4 separate regions of the Homo sapiens genome follow, and all the other regions are linked to region 4. Evidence: chromatin loops called from intact Hi-C (ENCODE). Cell type or tissue: psoas muscle. All regions are shown on one strand. Region 1 overlaps ADGRA1 (adhesion G protein-coupled receptor A1). Region 2 overlaps ADGRA1 (adhesion G protein-coupled receptor A1). Region 3 overlaps ZNF511-PRAP1 (ZNF511-PRAP1 readthrough). Region 4 overlaps CFAP46 (cilia and flagella associated protein 46).

Region 1 (5,000 bases), 290 kb before region 4:
CGGGACTGCTCCCCGGGGCAGCGTGGGGTCACACAGGGAGCTGTGCGTCCCACCGGGTCCCCAGGTCATGGCCCCTCCCCGCGGGTAGTGCGTGGCCAGTGACCAGCAGTGCCCCGTTTTAAACAGTTTTAAGGCCCCGCTCAGCCTCAGGGGAAGAAGGTCGGAGGGCCGAAGTATCTGCTCCCTGTCAGACCGAGGAACCCCGCCTTGGAGGGGCAGAGTCTCATCCTGACAGGCACAGCCCGAGCCCAGGGCAGGGGCTGACCTTCCCCTCTGCAGGGCCTGGCAACGGTGCTGAGGGCGCCCAGGGATCCAAGCGGGATGCAGCGTGTCCCGGACCGGGTGCACTTGCTCACCGCCTCCAGCCCCCACCCGGACCCATGAGACAACCCCTGGCTGCCACCCCTACGGAGCATGGGTGACCTAGGGGCCGGCTCAGAGACCATCCCCCATGGACGCTGTCTCCCCGGCTCCTGCGAACACCTGGGTTGGCCACAGACCCCTGCCCCACACGTTCAGTGGGCTCCAAGGTGCAGTGGTGGGAGGGGGTGGCCTGTGTCTGGTAGTTCTCAGGGACTCCCTAGGAAACCTGTGCTTCCCAGACTCTATATCCCAAGAAGATATCCTTCAAGAATAAAGATGAAATAAAGATACTTTCTGATAAAAATAAAACTAACAGCATTTTCCGTGTATCGACCTGTACTTCAGGACATGTTAGATGAAATTCTTCAGGGTGGAGGGAGAGTAGACACTCCTGCAGGCACCGCACCTGTGGAAAACCCCAACCAGACCTGCACGGTGGGCCTTGGGCCGAGGGTCCGTGCTGCGGACTTCACCAGAACAGCAGGAAGCCCCTGGGCTGCTTGGGGGGACTTGGACTGTGCGGAAGGAAGGAGAAACACCAGAAACGCTGAAGGATAAATAGAAAAGATTTGTCTCCCCCTTCTTAATTTCCTCCCTCTTTCAATGACTGTTTAAAGAGAGAACTTTAGCAGTGCCTTGTGGAGGGCACTGGGGATGGTGCTCTGCCCAGCATCTGCAGGAGGAAAGGTGGGAGGCAGGAAACGGTCCTATATAGTCTCAAGTTTTCTGTAAATATGTTATATGAAGAGAACAATTTTACTCTACATAGGCTGTGGAAAGGTTGCGGATTTTAATCCATTAGAGCAACCATAAGAAACTAGGTAAAAACTAGGCAGGGCACGGTGGCTCACGCCTGTAATCCCTGCTCTTTGAGAGGCTGAGGTGGGCAGATCACGAGGTCAGGAGACCGAGACCATCCTGGCTAACACAGTGAAACCCCGTCTGTACTAAAAAATACAAAAAAAAAAATTAGCCGGGCGTGGTGGCGGGCGCCTGTAGTCCCAGCTACTCGGGAGGCTGAGACAGGAGAATGGCGTGAACCCAGGAGGCGGGGTTTGCAGTGAGCCGAGATCGCGCCACTGCACTCCAGCCTGGGCGACAGAACGAGACTCCGTCTCAAACAAACAAACAAACAAAAACATTAAAACAAATTTTTTAAAAATATTAAAATAATCCAAAAGAAGGAAGTAAAGGAGAAATGGAAGAATTCCAAAGAGCAAAACAATCACTTAAAGTGGTAAAAACGGAAAACAAACAGTAAAATGTAGACTAAATCCAACCAGATCAAAATTCCAATTAATTTTAACAAGCTAAAAGCTCCGATCCAAAGGCAGAGGTTGTCAGAATAGATAGTAAGCTTCTGGAACATGGTGACTAGAATAGAAACACTTTGAGTATAAGACACAAGTAGGTTGAAAGTAACTGGATGGAAAAGGCCATGCAGTGCCAACTGTGAGATTAAGAGAGCTACAGCGGCTACACGGATGCCCGGCAAAGTAGACGATAAGACAGGGAGATAGAGGGGCCCAGGGGACGCAGAAGTGTCCAGGATGGACCCACAGCACACAGGAGTGGTGCAGGACGGACCCACGGCGCACCACCGGCTCCGGGCTCCTTCCCGGTGAGCCGGCAGAGGGCGCGGGAGGCCGCCGCTTTTCTCGCCGCCGCCGCTGGGCAGTCACCGCCGTGGACGTGCAGGCGCGGGGCCGGGGCCGGGGCCGGGGCCGGGGGAAGGGGGTGCTCCGCTGGGTCCAGCATCCACCATCCACCGCCTGACGTGGGCCCCTCGCAACAGCCTCGGCCCACCGGTGTCCGGGGAGTTGTTCCCGCCCGTCTGGCAGCTGGGAACACCCTCTCCTATGGCTCCAAGCCCCAACCAGGGTAGGGGTCCAGCTTGTCCTCCTCCTCTGGGCGCTGACGAATCTGTCACTCAAGCGTCATCTTCTGTTACGTCGAATCCCGTCTAAGCCCCAGGCAGACTCTGGGCGTCGGGGAATGGCCACCCCACCCCTCTGTGCCCAGGTGCCCAGCGTTGGGGCAGCGGCTCGCACGCCAGGGCCACTCGCTGGGACATCTCCGGGTTACGTGATTTCCGCGAGTCAGGCCAACCACTGCCTTTGGGGGAAGGTTTCTAGAAAGGGAGGGCGGATCTGAATCTCGGTGAAATCCTAACAGCTTCCCCTTGGGAGCTATGAACCCGACCCAGAGGTGTCCGGAGGGGCAAAGCGGGAGCTGACTCACGGCAGAGCACATTGCTCAGAGCCCGGGGAAGGTGGCCTGGCCAGGGAGGGTGCAGAGCCGGGGAGGGTGCAGAGCCCAAGAGGGTGGCTTGGCCGGGGAGGTTGCAGAGCCGGGGAGGGTGCAGAGCCCAAGAGGGTGGCCTGGCCGGGGAGGGTGCAGAGCCCAAGAGGGTGGGCTGGCCGGGGAGGGTGCAGAGCCTGGGACCAGCCCTGAGTGCATCACCACGTGACCCAGTGCCAAGTGAGGGAGGAGCGGCCATCAGTGCCGGGGCAGGTAGATGAGCATCGCACAGGAGAACAAGAGCTCGGTCCTATGTCGGCTGAGTAACACCCCCAGACATCCACGTTCTCTTCCCTGAAACCAGTGAAGGTTTCACCTCACGCGTCAAGAGGGACCTTGCACATGGGGTTAAGTGAGTGGCGGTGAATGGTGGAGACTGCCCTGGGTTGTTTGGCTGTACTGACATCACCGGCGTCCTCTTAAAAGGGAGGGCAGAGATCCCAGTGGAGAGAGGACGCAGGGCTGCTGGCTTTCAGGGTGGAGGAGGCCCCAAGCCCAGGAGTGACGGTGGCCGAGGCAGCCCCAGAAGGTGCCGGGGGGGGGGAGGGAGGCAGTCCTCCCCACAACTCGACGTCGGCCCAGCGGGGCCCATTTCGGACCTTACGGCCTCTCGACTGTCGGATGATCCCCCTGAGTTGCTTTAGGCCACTGAGCTTTCACCGTGGCCACAGCAGCCACGGGAAGGCGGTGCGGCCCCAGCTGTGCGGTGAACCCCAGCTACACACAGTTACAGGACGGGCGTGCTGCTGCTCACAGGGGGTGACTGGGGAGCCTCGTGGAGGAGACATGGTGTGGATGTGGCATGAGGACGGGTACCTTAAACCATCCCTAGAAGCACGAGGCACCCCAGTATCACAGACTTTGGGTTCCAAAGCTGACTCAGCGAAAGGGAAAGTCTCTGCCGCTCGGGCTGATGTGAGGAACAAACACAGGCTCCTGCCCGTCAGTGAGGAAGAGTGGGCGGCCCAGAAGAGAGCGGAAGAGACCTGCACACGCTTCACAGAGGCAAGAGAGGACGGCGCAGCCAGCAATGCTCACAGACGGGCGCAGAGGGACGGGCGCAGAGGGACTCGCGGGGCCCCTGCCAGGGATGGGCTTGTGAGGAGTTAGCAGGCTTAGAGCTGAGCCCCGCATGGGTGGGACGAGCCTGCAGACCACCTGAGCCCTCGGAGACCAACGTGCCACAGTCGGCAGGAGGGATAAAGGGATAAAGCCCCGTGGTCTCGCCAGAAGCGGGTCCCGTGCAGCCATGGACATGGGGAGCCCCAGCTACCGACGGTTACAGGATGGGCCTTAAAGAAACACGTGCAGGGAAAGAAATCAGAGAAATCTGCTATGAAACCAGGTGAGACAACAACTCCAGGAACACACAGCTCGAAGCCAGTGCAGCCTGGGGACGCGTGTGCCTGGGGACGCGTGTGCCTGGGGACGCGTGTGCCTGGGGATGCGTGTGCCTGGCTGGTGAACCGGGAGGAAAGACAAGGAGGCCCCAGGGCCAGGCCAGGGAGGCACGGCCAGGGGTGGGGCCGGCCCCAAGGTTCTCGCTTCTGCCCCGCGGGTCGTGACCACAGTTTCCTGGCTGTGCTGGTGTGTCCGGCCAAGACAGCAGGTTCCTGGGCGGTGCTGGTGTGTCTGGCATCTTCCTAAATGTTCCACTGCACACTCAAAAATGATTAAATCTAGAAAGTATTTTTAAAAGGAAAGGAAAGAAAAGAAGAAAGAGACAAGAAACAGGCCTGTGGTGCAGGTGGAGCTTCGCAGTAGAGGGGGCACCTGCAGCTGACCCTGCCCAGCCCCTCGCCCATTAGCCCCTCGGCCCCGTGCCCAGCCTGAGTGCTGCCGGCTCTGTGATCCCTCCTGGCACACTAGCCCGCTGCTGGTTGGAGCTGATGGTCGGAATCAGCACACGCTGGGACACGGGGAAACGGGGCGAGGACGCAGACTGCAGGTGTGGTCCTGCCACGGCTCTGTTCCCGCCATGGCTGATGCTGCACACCTCTCACCGGTTGCAGTGGCACCATCACAGCCTGAGCGAAAAGGTCCTGGGCCCAGGTGCCACCCAGGGCAGCCCTTCTGAGACCAACACTGTGTCCCTGGGCTCAGGTGAGCAGCACTGCCTCTGCCTCCATGCTGCGCCTCTCCTTACACCACGCGCATGCTCACACGTGCACACACGTATGCTTGCATGACACTTCCACACGTACATGCCCCCCCACTCTCACACACTGGAACACACATACCACACACACACTGGCACCCATCACACACACAGGCACACACATACACACAGGCATGCACACTCACACAAGCACACTCACACACACACTGGCACACTG
Region 2 (5,000 bases), 280 kb before region 4:
GATGCTCAATCTACTCTGCCTGTGCTCCGTTAAGTGGACAACAAAGCCTGGTGACAGCACATCTGTTGACAGCATGGTTTGCTGAATATTTAAAGCCCACTGTTGAGACCTACTGCTCAGAAAGATTCTTTTCAAAATATTGCTGCTAGTTGACAATGCTCCTGGCCACCCAAGAATTAGAAGTGGAGCCTGAAGATGGCACTGAATTGCTACAGTCTCACAGTAAAATGTAACCAGTGAGGAGTTGCTTCTTATGGATGAGCAAAAAAGTGGTTTCTTGGGATGCAATCTGCTCCTGGTGAAGATGCCGTGGACATTACTGAAATGACAACAAAGGATTGAGACTATTTCATACACTGAGTTGACCAAGCCGTGGCAGAGTTTGAGAGGATGACTCCAGTTTTGAAAGAAGTTCCACTGTGGGTAAAGTGCACCAAACAGCACCACGTGCTACAGAGAACTCTTTTGTGAAAAGAAAAGTCTATCAATGTGGCAAATGTCATTGTTGTCTTATTTTAAGAAACTGCCACAGCCGCCCCAGCCTTCTGCCACCACCACCCTGGTCAGCCCCAGCGGCCATCCACATCGCAGTGAGACCCTCCACCCGCAGGAAGATTATGACTTGCTGAAGTCACTAGCATTTTTTTTTTTTTTGGCAATAAAGGACCAGTGGCTGTAAGGTCCGCGGAGACCTCAGGTCATGGTCATGGCCTCCTCTGCCACGCCCGTCTCGGTTTGCACTTTAGCTGAAGCCCTCACCTGTGCTGTGACTTGAGCTGTGCTCCATGTGGGGTGCTTTGCGGGTGTGCGTGCAAGTGTGATGTGAGCATGTGAGTGCGTGTGTGTGTGCAGTGTGCAATGCAAGAGTGTATGTGTGTGGTGTGAGTGCATGTAAGTGCCTCAATGTGCACGTGTGCAGTGCAAGTGTGTGTGTGGTGCGTGTGTGTGATGTAAATGCATGAGTGTGTGTGCACATGTGTGCAATGCATGTGTGTGTGGTGTGTGAGTGTACGTGTGTGAGTGTAAGTGTATGAGTGCATGTGTGTGTGATGTGTGTGTGCACACTGAAGAGGTGGTACAGGTTCAGTTCCAGACCACTGCAATAAAGTGAGTCACACAAATTTTTTGGTTTTCCAGTGCACATGATATGGTTTGGCTCTGTGTCCTCACCCAAATCTCATCTCAGATTGTAATCCCATAATCCCCATGTGTTGAGGGCAGGACCTGGTGGGAGGTGACTGGATCAGGGGGCGGCTTCCCTCATGCTGTTCTCATGATACTGAATGAGTTCTCACGAGACTGAATGTTTTATAGGAGGCTCTTCCCCCTTCACTCTTCCCTTCTCTCTCCTGCCTCCTTGTGAAGAAGGTGCTGCTTCTCCTTCCCCTTCTGCCAGGACTGTAAGTTTCCTGAGGCCTCCCCTTCACCTTCCACCATGACTGTAAGTTTCCTGAGGCCTCCCAGTCATGTGGAACTGTGAGTCAATTAAACTTCTTTCCTTTATAAATTACCCACTCTTGGGTATTTCTTTATGGCAGTGTGAAAATGGACTAATACAGCACATAAAAGTTGTATTTATACTCTACTGTAGTTGACTAAGTGTGCAATAGCATTATGTCTAAAGAAACAACGTACGTACCTTAACTTAAAAATCCTGTGGGCACCGTGACCTGAGGCCTCCATGGACCGTACATCCGCTGGTCCTCAAGGGGTTTTACTCTCTAATGAAAAGGCAGTTTGGGAAATGAGGCAGGAAGAGGCTGGTGGGGCCTCAGTTCCTGAAGATGGTGAGACCAGAGAATCATCTGGAAGCCGGTGCCAGTGCTGATTGGGGACGGTGGTGTCAGTTTGGGGACACGTCCAGCTCCCCGCAGGGCTCACCTGGCTGGCCTGACCAGCTGGCTCATTCCCTCCCAGCCTCCACTGTCAAACACAGCTTTGCCAGTCAACTGGCCGCAGCCCCAGCTGCTGTCCCAGACAGGGGGACGACCAGCACGTGGGCAAAGGGAGGGGCAGGGATGATTGCTGTCTGGCCACTGGCTGGAGCTGGCAACTAGGGTGACAGGGGAGCTGGGCCTGGCAGGGACTCCTCCCAGGATCCCAGAATGAAGTCACCAGATTGCAAGCTGCCTAGCAGCCAGTCTCGTGTCTCTAAGTCACTGCCGGCTGCCCTTGTTATTTCAACCACTGAGGTCACGTGTGCAGAACCCAGAAATACATGGGACTCAGCTGAGGTCAGGGACACAGTCAATCCCCTTCTCCAGGCCCATTCCAGATGCTGAGCTGACAACTGGCAGCCTCCTCTTGGCCGTCCACGGCCTGAGTGCCAGGGGTAGGACCAGGGAGCACCAGCCCTGAGCAGGTGCCCGGGCTAGTGAGGGCCTGATCCTGGGGCCTCCTGGCCCAGGCAGTCTCCCGGGCTCTGCCCTGCCCACGTCCACAGTGCACCGGACCTCCCAGGGGGCAGGTCTGGTGTGGCCACGCTGAGCGCTTGGCCTCTGTGGGGCTCCAGGCTGGATGCACCGTCAGTAGGCTGTTCCGTGGGTGTTTGCTGGGCACCCCGGGCACTCACTCAGGCCAGGCTTTCGGCGCGTGCCTGCTCTGTGTGCACAGGTCTCGGGTCTCGGGCCCAGGCAGTGGGCAGGGGTGGGCTCCGGGTGCTGCCTCTGTGCCTTGGACTGTGTCCCTCTGTCCACTCACAGACAGGTGGCCAGCAGTCCTCGCTCTGGACCAGATAGCATGTGGCTCACAGCTCCTGCCGGGCACTGACCCCTCACTCGGGGTGCTCTGATACTGGCGACCAGCTGGCTCATACCTTCCCCTTCCCCCTTCTGCCTGTGCCTCCATGAGAGCACCTGGGACTGAGCCCTGGACCCCACTACAGAGAGCGTGACCGACCGAGGCCACCTTCCACAAGCTGCTCCAGTGACTGGATGGGGACAGCGATGGTGAGAAGCGTCCCCATCGCCCTTTACCCTCCCCGCCCTCTGTCCCGAACTGGGGGTCAGACCTGCATCTGTGCTGACACTATCCTGGCGTTCCTCATTCGCTTGGGTTCCTGGAGGAGTCTCTGCTCGAGGCGCCTGCCCACCCCTTGCCTGACTCGGAACTGACCAGAGCTGGGGGGTCAGATGAGGAGGAGAGGATGGAGGAAAGAAAGAGGCGCGGCCAAAAGGAAGGAAGCCTGGGGCTCCATCGGCTCCACCTGGCACACAGGTGGCATCCCCACCACTGAGGAAGGGGGGCCCTCCTCGGGCTGCCCGTTTCTGGTTGAGTGTCTGCGTCTCTTCATCGTGAGAGGCCCTGCCACACCTGGGGGGAGAGGACGCCTGTGGGTGGGTTGGGTGTGCTGGGGGGCAGCTGGTGGGCGGCCTTGGGTGTGGTCTGGGTGGGAGAAGGGTTTGGGCAGGGCCCAGGGACGCCCCCCAGACAGGGACTGAGGGAGCTGGAGTAGCCGTGGTGGCCCTGAAGGGACCGTGGGTGGTGGCGGGGGGTGGGGGTGGGGCGCTGACAAAGCCTGGACCACGTAGGAGCTAAGAGCTTTGGGATTGAGGGACAGTGAAGGCGAAGGCACAGGCCCTGCGGGGAGGGCGGCTGGGAGCTTTGGGGTCCCCCACAGGCCGAGGGACTGTTATAGGCGAAGGCACAGGCCCTGCGGATCAGCTCGGTTCCCAGGAGCATTTTCACCACATTTCGTTACTGTGTCTTTCACCCAATCCACACTCGCCCCGTATGGCCTCGCACTGGGCAGCGGCCCAGGGTAGGGGGGCAAGGGGCCTGGGCTCCACGAGGAATGCCCCTGCAGAGCGGCGTGGGTGGGCCAGGCATGCGTCTAGCCCTGGGCTTGGCCTGAAGCCGATGGAAGGTGGGGAGGGGAGAGGAGGAATGAGGGGGAGGGAGAGGGGAATGGGGAGGGAAAAGAGGGAGGGAGAAGGGGAGAGGTGAGCGGGAGGGATAAGTTAGGGAGAGGGTCTTGCTGGGTGGATGCTGGAGCAAAGCGCCAGCTCTCCCCTGGGGCAGGGTCTCTGGAAGGCAGGGAGGGGTTGGGGGCTGTAGTACACCAGGACCTGGCAGTGGTGTCTCAGGGCTGGGTCTGATGTGTGGCCCTGGAGGCTCAGAGGACAAGGGAACGTGGCCCTCTTGAGGACAGTGAGGGTTGGAGGCTTGCAGCCGGTGTGTCAAGGGTCCCAGCAGTGGGTGGTTCAAGGGGCCCGGGAGGGGTGACAACGCCATCGGCCGACCCTCGGCTGTGCTGAGTCCCCACAGTGCCGGCGGGGTCCTGGCCTCCCTCCTGGGGAGCCACCTGTGATTACTCATTTCCCACCAAGTCTTCAAGGAGGTGGCTGGCTAGCACTGCGCGCCCTTCTGCCAAGCATGGGCCAGGCCTGGGGGCTGCCCTTCTCGGGGTACCCCCGATCTACCATGTCCTTTGGGGTCAGGCCTCTAGGCTGAGTCCAGCTGTGGCCTCGTGAGGACTGTTCTTTGGCCAGATCCAGGGCCCGGCTTTCACAGGTGCAGAGGCCTTGTCGGTTTCCCTTTACTCTGGGGTTCCCCGCTCCCTGTGCCTGCCCGTGCCTGCTGCTGACCGCTGGGCAGAGCCTGTGTGCCATTGCCCTGCTGGAGGCGATGTGGACGCCCCCAGCCTGCGCCACCCCTGCCTAGGGGAAGGCCGAGGGGTGAGGAGGGCTCAGGGGCTGAGGGTGGACTCGGGACAGCCCCACTCAGGCGATGGGTGAGGCCCAGGTGCACCTCATCCATCGCCTGAGGCCCAGGTGCACCGCTGAAATCTGACCACTGGGCCCTTCCGGGACCCTCTCGATGAAGCCCCCCAGGCTCCTAGCCACCCCTCCACTGGAAGCACGTCCCCAGGACAGTGGCGCTGCCCCACCAACCAGTCGCACTCATGGAGTTGCGGCCCCTGGGGGCCTTCGATGCACTGAGGTCATTTTTCACAGGAAAGACGGTGGATTCCAGGTGTGGACCCGAGGCTGGCACTGCCC
Region 3 (5,000 bases), 480 kb before region 4:
GGGTCACCACTGCTGGCTGGGTGGCGGAGGGGGTTGTGTGTGTGTGTTGGAAGGGGCAGCTTTTATTCCCTTATTTGTCCCTGCCCATGTCCCGCTGACTGGTCCATTTTACAGGGTGTTGATTGGTCCATTTTACAGTGTGCTGATTGGCCCATTTTAAACACTTCTAGCTAGCTACAGAGCATTGATTGGTGCATTTTTACAGAGCCCTGATTGGTGCATTTTACAAACCTCTAGCTAGCTACACAAAAGTTCTCCAAGTCCCCACTCGACCCAGGAAGTCCAGCTGGCTTCAGCTCTCACAGGTCTTGCAGCTGAAACACGAGCATCTCTGCCGGGCGTGGTGGCTCATGACTGTAATCCCAGCACTTTGGGAGGCTGAGGCAGGCAGATCACCTGAGGTCAGGAGTTCGAGACCAGCCTGGCCAACATAGTGAAACCCTGTATCTACTAAAAATACAAAAAGTAGCTGGGTACGATGTTGTGTGTCTGTAATTCCAGCTACTCAGGAGGCTGAGGCAGGAGAATCGCTTGAACTCAGGGGGCAGAGGTTGCAGTGAGCCAGGATGATGCCACTGCACTCCAGCCTGGGCAAGAAGAGCGAGCCTGCCTCAAAAAAAAAAAAAAAAAAAAAAAAAAAAAAAAAGAAGAAAGAAAGAAAAGAAACATGAGTATCTTCTTAGAAACGGATGCAGCCCACGTACAGTTATGATGCTGGCTTTGAAACAAAACAGTAACATTCTTCATACCGAAGTTTTACACTCCCCACTTGTCAGAAGAAAAACTGAGACAGAATAAACAAATCGCTTCCAGGCAGAGATGAAGCTAGGATTGGAAGCCAGGACCAACAGTCCCCGAAGGGTATAGAACAGTCCTGCTGTGAACAAAAGAGTTTTAGCAGAATCTGCTGTTGTGGAAAGGGCTAATACATCCTCGTGGAGCGCTGCCGCCAGGGCTGTGCTGCTGGCCTTGTGCAGGGAGCTCACGCAAGAGCCAGAGGATTCAACGGGCTGGGGCAGGATCTTCTCAGGGAGATGGAGAACCAGCAGTAAATCTGCGTGTTTGCATTTTTCTTGTGTTGTGCTTTCTCAAGCAGCCGACAGGCCCCGGGCGGCCCCACCACAGCCACCCTCGGCCAGTGCTCATCTCCCACCCCACACATGTGCGTGTGAAACCTCTCTTCACTGATGCACCCAGGCCTGGGCTTCAGGCTTTAGTGTCTTCCCTTGAGTGCTTGGGAACCTGCCTTCAGTTTTCAGAGCACGAAGCACTGTGCCATGTCAGCTCTGAACCTGAGGCCCTTGAGATTCCTTGACTCCAGGTTGCTGGAGAGCTCTCAGCATCATCCTGTGGAGCTGGGCAGCAGCTGCAGATGACCACCCACTGCCTCCAGCCAGACCCAGAGCCCCAAAAGGAGTGGGCTGTGAGGCAATGCCAGGGGCAGGGGGCCAGGAGCACACCAGTCACATGAAGGGACCAGCCCCACAGGGTCTGTGTGTTTTTCTCCCCGTGTGCAGAGACAAGAGATCGTAGAAATAAAGACGCAAGACAAAGAGATAAAAGACAGCTGGGCCCGGGGGACCACTACCACCAAGACGCGGAGACCGGTAGCGGCCCAGAATGCCAGGCTGCACTTTTATTGGATAGAAGACAAGGGGGCAGGGTAAAGAGTGTGAGTCATCTCCAATGATAGGTAAGGTCACGTGTGTCACGTGTCCACTGGACAGGGGGCCCTTCGTCATTTGGCAGCCAAGGCAGAGAGGCAGAGAGAGAGAGGCAGCTTACGCCATTACTTCTGCATATCAGAGACTTTTAGTACTTTCACTAATTTTGCTACTGCTATCTAAAGTGCAGAGCCAGGTGTACAGAATGGAACATGAAAGCGGACTAGGAGTGTGACCACTGAAGCACAGCATCACAGGGAGACGGTTAGGCCTCCAGATGGCTGCGGGCGGGCCTGACTGATATCAGGCCTTCCACAAGAGGTGGAGGAGTAGAGTCTTCTCTAAACTCCCCCAGGGAAAGGGAGACTCCCTCTCCCAGTCTGCTAAGTAGCAGGTGCTTTTCCTTTGCACTGACGTTACCACTAGACTACGGTCCGCTTGGCGACGGGCATCTTCCCAGACGCTGGCGTCACCGCTAGACCAAGGAGCCCTCTGGTGGCCCTGTCCGGGCATGACAGAAGGCTCACACTCTTGTCTTCTGGTCACTTCTCACTATGTCCCCTCAGCTCCTATTTCCGTATGGCCTGGTTTTTCCTAGGTTATGATTGTAGAGTGAGGATTATTATAATATTGGAATAAAGAATAATTACTACAAACTAATGATTAGTGATACATATATAATCATATCTATGACATATATCTAGTATAACTCCTGTTATTTTATATATTTGTTATACTGGAACAGCTCGTGCCCTCGTTCTCTTGCCTTGGCACCTGGGTGGCTTGCCGCCTATATCACATGCTGTGGGAACAGGGCCGCTGGAGGAAGACGTGGTCGGGAGTCTCTGAGCGCCCTAATTTTATCAAAACAGAGTGATTTCTCCAGGACACACTGCCCCCAGTGTATCTCTGCAATCCAATGCCAGCCCCAATCTCCTGGCCTGCATTTCCTGATGCAGGCTCTGTGGTCCCCGCTGGCACTAGTGATGGATCCTGCACCCTCTGGGGCAGCACCCCCCACTCCCCCAGCATCCCACACACCCCCAAGCACCCCATGCCCCCAGAGCCAGTGCCCCTCCCTGTGGGCATCAGATCCTACCCCCACCAGGTCTACTCCCTAAGTGGTGTGGCAAGGACAACTGGGTGTGGCTCCCAAAGCCAGGAGGTCCGGGACGAGGTGGAGTGCTGTATCCTACCCCATCACCCACCTCTGAGGGGTGCCAGGACTTTATAAATCTTCCTGAAAACTGAGGGTGGAAAACAGAATACCCATGGGTAACAATAACCACTCCGCACCTGACTCAACACAGAAATGAAGACTCAAGACCATCAGTGAAAAATACTTATTTCATGTGTTTAAAAATACATTCTTAGGGTGGGCCCTGCAGGAGGAGACAGGCCGTCCACATCTCCTTCCCAATAGTGTGTCCAGGTCGTTTCCAAAATCTGTGGGTCCCTCACAGCTTCTGATGACAGCTGCTAATGCCATTTGCTGAGGAACAAGGATGGGGAGGATGGCGAGGGCCTGGCCCCCAGGGCGGCCACACCAGAAGGTCGGAGAAAGGCCCAAGGCGGATGCCACGCCCAGCAGTGGTGACTGCCCCCCACTCCTTTTCTGAGTCTATCAGCATTGTTTGGTTTTCTTCTTGTTGCTTTTAAATCCTCGAGCGGCACCCTGACCAAAGCAGATGGTAGAGGGTATTCTGGGATGGAAGAAAGTTTCTATTAGATGCTGTATTTGCCAACCAACAACCCAGGTCATAACAGCACTTGTGTGTCTCCTTCTCATTCTCTTTCACTCTGGGAACATGCGGAATGCAGAGCCGGCCCTCCTGGGCCCTGGGGCAGCTCCCTTTCCACAGCCTGAGACCTAGTTCCTGTGGGGGGTCCCCGCCAGCCACCAACGCACACCCGCTGGGAAGAACTCCGCAGAGAGGGCGGCTCCTGCCAAGCCCTCTGGGGCTGAGACTTCCTGCTACCCCATGTCCATTCCATGAAAACCCCTACTGTCCCAGCCCCCCGGGGCTCATTCACAGGCCAAAGTCCAGGCATCTGTAAGGAGGGTGCAGGGAACATTAAGTTCATCGTTCCACCTGTTTGGAGTCTTTGGTGATGTTTTTCCCCACTTGTTCACCGTTTTTCCCAAATTAATTTAAAATCAACTTTAACTAGAAAGGCAGACGGCACAGGTGACGCTAGAAAGGCAGACAGTACAGGTCATGCTAGAAAGGCAGACGGCACAGGTCATGCTAGGAAGGCAGACGGCACAGGTGACGCTAGAAACGCAGACGGCACAGGTGACGCTAGAAACGCAGACGGCACAGGTGATGCTATTAAGGCAGACGCCTGGGTTGTGACTGAAGCAACTGCAAGTGAGACTCTTTCCATCCCACTCAGACAATGAGGAAAAGTGAGTGGTGCTTGGCATTCCTGCGCTTCAATGGCTCAAAAACAGAGTATGCGAGAGAAACTAAGTTATTCACAGGACCTGAGATATCTGGACTTTCTTCTCTGGCGGAAGCCGATTTTCTTACCCAGCGTTACCTTTCTGAATTCAGTATGAGAAGAGCTGCGGCCCAGGTGCAGCCCAGAATCCTCAGCACCGAACACATGTTGAGAACGGGTTTCAGAAAGAGCTCAGACACTGACCTATGTCTGTAGATCCGCCTCTCACCTGCCGGTGCAGGGGAGGCTGCCACAGGCTCAGAGCAGATTTCCATGGCCTCCCCTTCTGACCGCTCTCCACTGTCCCCTGGGGCTTCTGCTGAGGCTGGGCTGCGGGGAGAGAGCAGTGAGTAACTGCCCTGCACGGCTCCCACAGCCCCTGTGTTCCCCAGAAATGAACATGCAAGAAAGAAACTGGATTTCCCTGTAAGTAGCATATTTTCTTACTATTTTGGCATAGTCTGATTTTATAGTGTGGTTTAAGATACTGGGAAAAGGAGAATGATTACAGCAAGGCCATTGTTTATATAATAGAGTCTGCATCTTATAAACTTAACTGTAACAATCATACTTTTTTTTGAAAATAGTATTTTTATGGTGCCAACGGTGCCACGGGTCTTTTTATGAGTGTGAGAAATTTGCTAAAGTTAACCAGAGACTATAAACTAGTCTCTTCCATAATACGAATGTCTTAATCCAGCATTGCACGGTTTTTCTCCTTAAAATGATCCCTCGGAAAGGAGACAATTACTTTACACGTAAGTCTTTGTAAAGCCTCCCACATTGCAGTGGGTTCTCCCAGTTCTTTTATTTTAAAGAGCAAATTACTACTTGAGAAAATGTAGAGTCTGAAAAACTCTGATCAATAAAATTGTAGATGATTATGAAAGT
Region 4 (5,000 bases):
TGCGCCACCCCCCTGTGGCCACGGGAGACACAGGGTAGGAGCCGTACAAGGGAAAAACGACAAATCAGACTGCGCTGAAATTCAGAAGTTCTGTTCACCAAAAACGCCCTGCCGAGAGTCAAGGGGCAGCCACAGAGAATGAGAAGATATTGACACTAGGTTGCCGACACATGTGTGTCCCACATGGATGAAGGGTGTAGGTCCCTTTTCAGTAAGAAAAGGAGACACTGATTGAAGATGGCACGAGGTTGGAATCTCACAAAAGCAGAGATTCGTGTGGCCAATAATTTTAATGGTGCTCAAGTTCATTAGTCAGGGAAATGCAAAATTGAAGCCTGACGCAGATAACCAGACACCAACCAGAATGGCTCCCATGGAAAAGGAGGACACGGCCAGTGGGGATGAGACGGGGATGGGGGCAGCTGAGGCTCCCTGGGCCTCATGCCTGCCCCTTGGCACAGTAGCCCGTGGGTGCAGCAGCCCCTGGGCAGGGTTCTGGCAGAATCGCTGTAGCTGACACAGCAAGTCTGCACCTGACTCTGCGCCCGGTAGAAATCCTTCGCTGGGGTCCCCAGAGAGCAGCATCGCTCATGACCCCCATTGACGGGAAGCCACCCAGATGCCCTTGGCCACAGAACGGATGAAGACGCTGTGGCATTCCCAGCTGTGGCATTACCAGCTGTGGCATCTGCAGGGAGGAAGGCCAGCCCCACGCTCCACCTGGGTGAAGCCCACGGCGCAAGCCAGAGGCCCGGCAGAAAAGCCCACCTGAGCTGCTAGAATCTGTTGTGGTCCCCTTGTGGGGACGAGGGCCAGTGGCCGGCAATGTCCCATCTCTTTGCCTGGCCACACAGGTGTGCCCACTGCAAAAATCCATCGAGCTTTTCACGCATGGGCTTTTACGCCACTTTCTGTATATTCTACTTTGATAGTAAGTTTTATAAAAACTGCTTTGTTTGTGCAAACTTGAAGCTATGACTCAGAACCAGAAGCCTCACAGCTCGATGGAGGGCTGCCCATGCGGAGAGGCCCAAGCCTCCAGGAGCCCTCTGGCTGGCCCTCAGGGGCTGTGGTGGCCGCCTGCCGCTGGTGGTGAGGAGCCTGAACTGCGTGCCGGGTCTGGTATTAGACAGACTCATAGTCCACGGGAGCGGACGGGCCGGAGCTGCTGCCTGCACCACCTGACCACAGCCGACTGGCATCCCAGGGGCCTAAGGCCAGGAAGAGAGGGCCTTCCCCAGGGGAGCATGGGGGCACGGCTCTGAGTCTGCACTGTGTACACGTGTGTCCGTGCATGTCTGCGTGAGTGTGTGCGTCTGTGTACACGTGCGTGTCTGTGTCCGTGCATGTCTGCGTGTCTGGGTCCGTGTATGTGTTCATCTGTGTGTGTCCGTGCATGTCTGTGTGTGTGCATCTGTGTACATGTGCGTGTGTGTCCGTGCATGTCTGTGTGTGTGCATCTGTGTACGTGTGCATGTGTGTCCATGCATGTCTGTGTGCATCTGTGTACGTGTGCGTGTGTGTCCGTGCGCATCTGTGTACGTGTGCATGTGTGTGTCCGTGCATGTCTGTGTGTGTGCATCTGTGTACGTGTGCATGTGTGTCCGTGCATGTCTGTGTGCATCTGTGTACGTGTGCGTGTGTGTCCGTGCATGTCTGTGTACGTGTGCGTGTGTCCGTGCGCATCTGTGTACGTGTGCATGTGTGTGTCCGTGCATGTCTGTGTGTGCGCATCTGTGTACGTGTGCGTGTGTCTGTGCATGTCTGTGTGCGTCTGTGTGCATCTGTGTACGTGTGCATGTGTGTGTCTGTGCATGTCCGCGTGAGCACGTCTATGCACGGGTGGGTGTCTGTGTCCGTGCATGTCTGTGTCTGGGTCCATGTACACGTGCATCTGTGTGTGTCCGTGCCTGTCTGCGTGAGTGCGTGTCTGTGCACGCGTGTGTGTCTGCATGCATCCATGTGTCTGTACATGTATGTCTCCATGTGTGGTGTGGAGGACACAGAAGGATGGAGGGAAAGGCACCACTCACAGAGGCGGCGCTGGAGAATTTTCCATTTGTTATTTTGGGTTTGGTGAACATGCACTTTGCGTCATGCAAATCAGGTTTCTAAACATTAACAACCGGAGAGAAATGACATTTTGGGGCCGCCGGTGACTCTTGCGTGCCTCTGCTGCCCCCTGGTGGCAGCCCCGAGTCACTTCCAGCAGGGCCCCCCACCCCAAGGGCCCAGCCTCGGGCAGGAAGGGTACAAAGCCCCCGCCGTGGCTCTGCCACGAGGTCTCCTGGAAATGAGGGGAACAGCACAGCGACGTCCTTGCGTCCTAAATGCATCCCCTGATGGCCGTTTTTCGCCACACAGGCTTGGCAAAATCTCTGCGTCACTGAGCAGCATTTTAACCTCTTGAATGAGATGCCTCCGACCTTTTGGATCCTCTTTCTGCACCTCTCAGGGGACAGGTAAAGCCGCTCCTTCTTGTTGAGGCCGCCCCCAGCCCGCTGAGAGGCCTCAGGGAGGCAGAGACCCAGCCGTGGGCTGCCCACACCTCAGCCCCACCCCAGGGAGGCCTGGGACTCGGGAAACGCCCGGACAGTCCCAAGAAGGTGCCGGACAGACACCGGGTACCCCAAGGGGGGGGGGCCGTCCAGAGACGCCACACACCCCTTCCTGTGACCTGTCTCCAGTACAGGGTCTTTGTGTCTGGTCTGGGCGTCCGGACCCGAAGGTCACTGTTATGGTGGAGCCGAGAGCAGGACAGCTGTCCTCTCCAGCTCCCACTGGCCTGGAGCCAGCCGGCGGTGCCTCTGGCAGTGACCACAGAACTCACTGGCCGTGGCCAAGTGCCCGGTGCATGACCCAGCGTGTTCTCAATCCACGTCCTGACCGGCCATGCACACCCAGCGGTGCCCCTGGAGGCGCACACGGGGAGGGCCCTGCTGGGCGTCCATGGTCTGCAGAGTTGGCCTCACTGGGCTCCTCTGAGGTCGCTGGAGCTGGGCTGTGAGGTGTGTTTCCTTCATGGCTTGCCTGCGACCCTGGCCCACGTCCTGCCAGCAGGTCCCGTCTGTACGGCGCTGCCTACGAGAAACCCAAGTTCATTACTGCAGCCAAAGGAAAGGTGCAGGCGGTGGGAGGTGAGCAGGGCTGCAGGGGAGGGGGAGGGGGAGCAGGGCAGGCGGAGCATGGGCGAGAGTGGGGAGGTGAGCAGGGCTGTGTCGGGAGGGGGAGGTGAGAGGTGGAGGGGAGGGGGAGCGGGGCGAGAGGGGGAGGGGAGCAGGGCGAGAAGGGGAGGGGAGCGGGGACGGGAAGTGGGGAGGGGAGTGGGGGGAGGGGGGAGCAGGGGCAGGAGCAGGGGGAGGGGAGCGGAGGGGACGGGAGCATGGGGAAGGGGGAGCAGGGGCGGGAGGGGAGTGGTTTCGGGAGGGGAGCGGGGGCGGGAGCAGAGCTGATACCCACTGTGCCTCAGGTTCCCTGCACACGGGCCCTTTCCTTCCAGAAGCTGAAGGCCCACCAGGGAGCCGCTGGGGTCCCAGGGGTGTGGCCTCTCCCAGCCCTCCACCCACAGGGATGGAGGGGTCTGTAGAGCCTGTGACATTCTGGAAACAGGTGTAGACGGGGCGTGTGCTTCCCTGGGGCCCAGGAGGCCCATCCGCTGCCTGCGCAATGATGTGGCAGCGTCTCCACAGCATGGGACCAGGGGGACCCCACATGAAGGAAGGGACTTCCATCCATGCAGCCTTTCCTGTGGGACAGCAGCCCTTTTCCCAGTGCTCACCATGCACGGTCCAGCTGCCATCCTCAGCCCTGGGCAGCGACAGAGGGTGTGTCCATGTCCCCACAGGCTCCTGCAAGGTGATGCGTCTGGCCATAAGTCCCACTGCCTTCTCCCACCTGCTGGCCTGTGCCCAGCAGTTCCGGAAGCAGACCCAGGCCCAGGTGTACAGTGAGGACATGGCCCTGAACATAGGCTCGGTGAGGCCCTCCAGGCTCCAAGCCACCCAGCCGGGACCCTCTGCTCCCCACCCCTGGGAGCCAGGACCCTGGCGAGGTGGGGGGAGGGGCGGGGCGCTAGGCCAGGCTGCTGAAGGGCTTGGGCCATCCCAACACCCGGGCACTGCCCAACTCCCAGGCCAAGCTCCATGTGGGGGGAGAACTTGCTCCTTGGGCTCCTTGGCCATGTCTGATCCCTGAAGCACAAACAGGAGGGGCCTGGTCCACTCTGCTCCGCAGAGCTCAGGGTCACCTGGGCCCGGCTGTCCCCACAGGCAGGACCCTCCGTGGTGCGGGCAGAGGAGATGGGTGGGGGCTGGGGTCTCAGGGTGACCCTCCAGAGGATGGGCCAGGTGCTATGGGGCCCTCGTTGCCGAGCCAGGTGCCCTTGTCCACCATGCTGTTTGCAGAAGGGGCAGGAGCTCGGCCTTTCTGCAGGGGCCTGGCCCTCGCGGGGTCTGGGCCATGCGCCCTGTTTGCTACGGGGGCCTCTTTTTTGGATTGCGGTAGGAACCAGAAGGCCTGCAGGTGGAAGAGAAGGAGCGCCCTGTGCAGAGGCTCAGTAGCGTCCTGGGGCCCCTGGAGGAGCTTCTGCAGCCGCTATTCCCCCTGCTCAGCCTCTCCAAGGCCAGGTACTGGGGATGACGTTGAGGCTGGCACCCCACCACGCTCACGCATGGACACGTGTGTCCAGTGCTGTGGCCAACCACGTGTGCTTGCTGTGCCTTCTCGGCCGCCTTTGTTCAGGACTCGGCGCCGCCTGCCTGCTCCCAGGAAGCAATTCTTCTGGTTCTGCCTCCATTCCTGCCTGGAGGAGTACTGCCCACTGCCCACTGCCCACGGTCCCTCCAGCCCCTGGCCCAAGTGTGGGGTGGGAGGGCAAGCACCTCCAAGGGACCGCCCGGGCTGCTTTGATTTGGGGTGGGAAGGAAGGCAGAGGGGACGGACACCTGGCACCGTTTAGCTTGGCTGGTGGATCAGAGATGATCCCAAAATCCTGTGGCTCA

The links. Peaks named below come from ENCODE experiments on the same cell type or tissue, not always from the same donor. Only the 100,000 strongest peaks of a DNase experiment are listed, where the experiment ranks them.
Region 1: a loop joins it to region 4, with 10 times the contacts of the local background. A loop is called at or near these places in 60 of 110 quality-filtered maps.
Region 2: a loop joins it to region 4, with 4 times the contacts of the local background. A loop is called at or near these places in 60 of 110 quality-filtered maps.
Region 3: it touches region 4 in a loop (3.0-fold over the local background); 14 of 110 quality-filtered maps call a loop at or near these places.

Annotation. Positions count from the first base shown.
Region 1 is chr10:133,121,923-133,126,922 of GRCh38, reverse strand. The region is part of intron 5 of ADGRA1 (adhesion G protein-coupled receptor A1); the gene reads right to left. Among named protein-coding and RNA genes, the nearest start is that of KNDC1, 36 kb to the left of the region's middle. RefSeq lists an enhancer at 1-111. In psoas muscle, a CTCF peak has its summit at 1,986 (motif pointing right); a DNase peak (open chromatin) is centred at 2,002; H3K27me3 peaks cover 227 bases.
Region 2 is chr10:133,114,916-133,119,915 of GRCh38, reverse strand. The region is part of intron 5 of ADGRA1 (adhesion G protein-coupled receptor A1); the gene reads right to left. Among named protein-coding and RNA genes, the nearest start is that of ADGRA1, 29 kb to the right of the region's middle. In psoas muscle, no CTCF peak of the experiment used is centred here; a DNase peak (open chromatin) is centred at 2,035; H3K27ac peaks cover 1,534 bases.
Region 3 is chr10:133,311,155-133,316,154 of GRCh38, reverse strand. ZNF511-PRAP1 (ZNF511-PRAP1 readthrough) reads right to left here. Exons shown (of 9, transcript NM_001396060.1): 5 at 4,314-4,439. It overlaps ZNF511 (zinc finger protein 511), which reads right to left. Exons shown (of 6, transcript NM_145806.4): 5 at 4,314-4,439; 6 at 2,994-3,367. The coding sequence ends at 3,289. It also overlaps a transcript of TUBGCP2 not described here. Among named protein-coding and RNA genes, the nearest start is that of ZNF511-PRAP1, 4.7 kb to the right of the region's middle. RefSeq lists enhancers at 1,311-1,812, 1,819-2,088. In psoas muscle, a CTCF peak has its summit at 2,157 (motif pointing left); a DNase peak (open chromatin) is centred at 2,134; H3K27ac peaks cover 932 bases.
Region 4 is chr10:132,834,279-132,839,278 of GRCh38, reverse strand. CFAP46 (cilia and flagella associated protein 46) reads left to right here. Exons shown (of 58, transcript NM_001200049.3): 45 at 2,365-2,462; 46 at 3,061-3,137; 47 at 3,845-3,975; 48 at 4,504-4,625. Among named protein-coding and RNA genes, the nearest start is that of NKX6-2, 51 kb to the right of the region's middle. RefSeq lists enhancers at 1,388-1,917, 1,918-2,448, 2,449-2,979. In psoas muscle, CTCF peaks have their summits at 2,207 (motif pointing left) and 2,900; DNase peaks (open chromatin) are centred at 2,218, 2,818 and 3,178; H3K4me3 peaks cover 1,629 bases; H3K27ac peaks cover 1,120 bases; H3K27me3 peaks cover 346 bases.